2 separate regions of the Mus musculus genome follow, and region 2 is linked to region 1. The links are chromatin loops, found by intact Hi-C in ENCODE. Cell type or tissue: left cerebral cortex. All regions are shown on one strand.

Region 1 (2,500 bases):
AGGGCTTTGATATTTAGCTTTTTAACAGCTGTATTTCTTAAAGTTCAGGCCATCTTTATTTCAAACGCACTTCCCTATCCAAAACATTTTAACATAATCTGCTGCTTCTCCCAAAACCATGGGTTATACGAATATCCTTCACGAAGTAAGATAATGGTGGATAACACATCCCATATACTATTTAGTTAACATTTCCAACAGTACACTAGCTATTTAACGCAATCCCAAAGAGATTTTATACTGTTCTATTTTAGCATGCTCAAAAGACATAAAAAAAATTGACGTAAAATTGTCTTTAGAGGATTCTTCTAAAGCTGATAAAGTCTTATTAAAATTATACTTTCTATTTTTAAGGCTAACGCAATTATAGCACATTCAACTCTGATTCTTCCAACAAAAAGCCTCCGCATCAAAATGGGGAAAACGTCCTTTTCATTTTCTCAACTGAAAAGGGGGAGGGGAGAAGAGGAGGAGGCCAACTGCTTACAGGTTTGCATTGAAAATTAACACAGCAGTTTCTGAGGAATCAGTAACTCACGTTCAACTACTGAATCCTACCAGAAGCAGCACACGAATAAAACCAGAGCGCAATCCTTGGGCTTGAGGTGCCGCTTCATCCGTCTTCCTTCCAATCCACCCCCAATACCCCAACCCACTAAGCACACATCTAAATATGTCTTCCCCACCAGAGCGCCCCTTTGGAGGAAAAGGCCTGCCTTTCGCAGCCTGAAGCCACGGCTGGCTCTCCGATCTCTGCTTAGATGAGGCCCCCGATCTCGACGCCCTGCACGTCCGCCCCACCCCGGGCCCACTCGGGTACCCGTGGGTGACAAAACCCTCCCTCCTGCGTCCAGCCAGCACTGACAGTTAAGGCTGCAGCAGCCGCAGCCACCAGGGCCTAGTCCTGGCACCGGCCCCTCCAGACCACGCGCCCCAAGCACTCGCTCACGGAGGCGGGTGAGGGCCCGGCGCCTACCCTGTCAGCGCGGGCCGGAGGGTGACGAGGGGACCGGCGGTACAGACCAGAGGGAGCGCGCCGGGCAGGCCGCAGCCGCAGCAGCACTGACCTGTCCTCGCCCCCGCGCGTGGGCTGCGGCCCTCGCAGCTGCGGCCGCCTCACTGGTCCTTGTCGCCCTCGTCCACCGCCGCCGCCCGCCACCGCCTCGTTCCCTTTCGCTGGCGCCACCGCCGGGTCTCATGCGGGACCCGCGCTTCTCCTCAGGAAACCGAGGCCGAGAGGCCAGGCGCCTGGGCAACCTTGAAGTCGGCGCTGAAGCGCTGCTGTCGCGATCTGTCCACAGTGGGGGGCGAGGGCGGCGAGCAACTCCGAAGAGAAGCAGAAGGAGGCGCCACCGTCAGCGACAGGTCGACGGAAGAGAAGCGTAACGAGGCGGTGAACAGCTGCGTGGCCCGGTGCGCGAGCGAGAGAGCGAGCGCAGGAGGGGCGACGAGGTGCTGGCAAAGACGAAAGGCCCTGTCGTCTCCTGGAGTCACCCAAAGAGGAGCGCCACCATCTTGGGAGAAATACGGATCTCGCGAACGCAGCACTGGACGAGAGGACTAGGTGGGCGGACCGAGTATCCCGACAGGCAGCGCGCGCCAACCCTGCCGGGCGAGGGCTCGGAGTCCGGAGGCGGGATGCGAGGCGGGGTTGCGCGTGCGTGGGATGGCGACGGGCTCTGCCCCGCCCCGATCGCAGCTCTGTGGGGCCCTCCTCTAGCTCGCCTTCGCCTGCGGCGCAGGGGCCTTTGGGAAGGGGAGATGGCCTTGGGCTGGGTGGAAGCTGGCCAGCATCGTCGCCATCTTGAGACTGGGCTGAGAGAGGCTTGGTGTTTTTAGCCTCTGCTCCTTTTACTCAATCTATAGACCAGTGTGCTTCGGTGTACTCGCGAGAGCGGACAGGTCTACCCAGCCTAGCAAAGCCCAGGAGTCAGAGGGACGAATAGGCCAAGAGGGTGTAGCCTACTGGCGGCACGAGGAGGCATAGAAGCGTTTTGTTGCTAGAGCTGACCCTTACGACTTTTCATCCGAACTGTCCGAGTAAAGGATTCAGGCGTTGAGATTGGGCAACCTTTCAGCAAACAAGGCCATCAGCCTCTGCCAGAACATGATATGTCACTGGCTTACCAGACTAGTAGGTAAAAGCCCAGCCCCTCCTGTGTTGTCTTCCAGTAGATGTCAACTGAGAAGAAACCGCCTTGCTTGATCACACGTGGATAGAGACTAATTTTGATTTACAGAACACCCGAACCCTGTTAGAGCCATGTGACTTGTTGGTACCGGAGTGAGGGTTTAACTTAGGTTTGTTGTTAATGATTTTGACACTAAATTATTATAAAGACTAGCTGACATGTTATTTCCTGGCTTGCAACTTAGTAAGCCTTAATCATCTAGTGCTCAAAATGTAACAATCACATGTATTAATGTGCTTTTCTGTTTATTACAGCTCCTATAATGTGTGTGTATGTGTGTGTATATATATATACACATCATATATATA
Region 2 (2,500 bases), 390 kb after region 1:
GGCAGAGGCACGATTTTTCATCCACCGTTGGGAGTGGTGTTCCAGGGGCTCTGAGCATAGCAACGAAAAAAAATCAAAGCAGCTCAGCAGCTTTGGCTTATTCTAATCTGTGCACTAGACAACAGCAAATGCTTGGGTGTTTTCTTAACTCCAACGCCCATCCACAAAATCTGTACTATGTTTGTGAGGATCACAAGATAGCCCTTGGGGACGTTTATCAGGGGAAGGATTTCTGGGGCAGGCTCCCAAAGATATTCTGCCTTGTGTGCAGAGAGTGCTGGAAAATACAAGATGCCCCTGGAGTAGGAGAAGACAGCTGTACCTTTAGATGTAGCCAAAAATCCAGCCCCCTTTTCAATACAGAAGAATATTATATTATAATCATAGATTTCTTTGAAAGCAACAAAGCAATGTATGTCATCTTAAGCAATAAATTATGATGGCTTGCTTCCAGGGCATGATTCCAGAAAAAAACCCAGAGGAGGGGATTTTGATAATCTTACAGATTCAAAAAAGTTAAAGGTTATATAGCATAAGAAACCTTCTTTTATAAAGCTACTTTAAAAGGCATAATGTAATAATGTATGCTTAGAAAATCCAGTCCACTAATAAGCTGGTAGACGCTGTGCACTTATTTGTTTGTTTGTTTATAAATAAATAGGTCCCATGAAATATGTATGTTTCCTGTTGTGCAATGGCACTATTTAATACACAGATGAAAACAAGTTTTGACAATCATAAAAAAAAAACACCCTTAATTAACCATGAAGAATACAGTTTCCTCTCTCTGGTGTTCTCAGAAGGATCCTTACTCACTCAGGGATAACAGGAAGACAATAAACACCTGAAAAATGAACAAGCAGGTGCCATGAGGAGGTAACTGCTATGGAGGACATAAAGCATGCACTCAAGGGTGCAAGGTCAGGCCTGGGAGCATTTCTAGGGAGGCTAGTTGAAGGGTTAAAGGCAGCTCTTCTAGAGCCTGAAAGCTGGAAGAATGTTGTTTTCTCTGAGAGAAGGCAGGGGCTAAAAATAGCAGGACTTTCCTCTATGAAGTTCAAGTCTGATGTGTTTCCCACTCTTGTGAGCCATAACACAGGACAGAGATTTATGACCACCTGGGCTCTAATGGGTTATTTTGAGCTTCCGAGTCAGGGCAGACACATTTGTTGCGGAGCTAATTTTATAGGGAGATAAATTCTCAGACCATCTGCCAGGGAAACATGCTTTGTGTCAGTTAGCCATGGAATGAGAAGGGGGAAGACCTGCAGGCTGATTTCCCAGCACATGCAGCTTTTCTACAGGCACTGGGGAGTGTTGGGGGAGAGGTAGCTCTGTGCCAGAAACTTCTCTGTGAAAAAGTATAAATAAGAGCCAAGATAGGTAGGGCTTCCTGAGTATCGGCACGGTACAGCTCCCTCTCTTGTGAAACAGCCATTGAGGTATAGTTAATGACAACCAGAAAGACAAAGCACTTCTAGCAGAAGGGTCTTCATTGTGCACCCCACATTCTCCTTACCTCTGAACAGCTCTGGTAACTCCTCACATCTTAGTTTGTGCAATGAGAACTCAGAACAAGGAATTGGGCTCAGCAGCTGGACGATACCTTCAGCCTCCTAAGTAAAGGTGATCATGACTCCACAGTGGACAGAGATGTGAGGCCGCAATCCTGTTTTGAAGTGCTTGCTATGCTTTCTGTGACTATTTCCAGTGAAGAGTTTATATAACATTCCCAGCAGGCTTTGATAAGGCTGCCATAGTCAGCAATCTCACAAGTAGTAAAACACTAAGATGTCCTTTCTTTGTGTTTGAATAATATGTGGATATTAGTGCTTCTCTTTGGTGTGAAGTACATTTTTCACTGGGATTCTTTACTCTTTTTCAGGCACCAGGCTAGGATGCCTTTCTACTTCATGAGATTTAGCAGTCCTAAAGTTATCTATACAGGAAGTTGCTGATGGAGATGGGCCTGACCATTTTCATTATCTTTTGCTTCAAGATTTTGCAGGAAAAAGAAGAAGTTGCCTGTTTCCTGGACAATCATTCCCCTTAGGCTTATGAAAAGAGGGTAGTGATGAGTATTGATAACCATTCTCTGGCCTGAGACACTCTGTCAAAGCTGTCAACGTAGTGTGCCTGGCCATGAGGCATCTAGTATCATGATATGCTAGATGTGCTGGGGAAGAGAAGGCTCACATTATGTTTCCTCTGGGTTTCTGGATAACAAGTCAAACCTGTCCTGTGCTCCAGGGCCTTATATTCTAAGTTGGGGGCAAGAATGACAAATCTTCCATAGTAGTAGCCACTATGGCCACCTACAACCCAGAAGATAGGAATACTAATTATTCATCCAGACCTCAAGCTTGTGTTTACATTTTGACCCAGTAAGAGAAAGAGCACAGATGATTTTGTCAGGAGGCCTCAGGTGTTTTTCATATGATATGTTTATAATAAAGAGCTGAGTTCTTCAAATTAGACAAGTAGCCAACATCCCCTCCTT

What was found. Hi-C counts contacts between places; a loop is a spot of excess contacts. Peaks named below come from ENCODE experiments on the same cell type or tissue, not always from the same donor. Only the 100,000 strongest peaks of a DNase experiment are listed, where the experiment ranks them.
Region 2: a loop joins it to region 1, with 8 times the contacts of the local background. A loop is called at or near these places in 4 of 42 quality-filtered maps.

Annotation. Positions count from the first base shown.
Region 1 is chr7:59,227,839-59,230,338 of GRCm38, reverse strand. Ube3a (ubiquitin protein ligase E3A) reads right to left here and starts at 1,589. Exons shown (of 11, transcript NM_001033962.2): 1 at 1,068-1,589. In left cerebral cortex, a CTCF peak has its summit at 1,327; DNase peaks (open chromatin) are centred at 749, 824 and 1,626; H3K4me3 peaks cover 2,500 bases; H3K27ac peaks cover 2,500 bases.
Region 2 is chr7:58,841,725-58,844,224 of GRCm38, reverse strand. No RefSeq gene overlaps it. Among named protein-coding and RNA genes, the nearest start is that of Gm39019, 110 kb to the right of the region's middle. In left cerebral cortex, no CTCF peak of the experiment used is centred here; DNase peaks (open chromatin) are centred at 1,168 and 1,663; H3K27ac peaks cover 2,371 bases.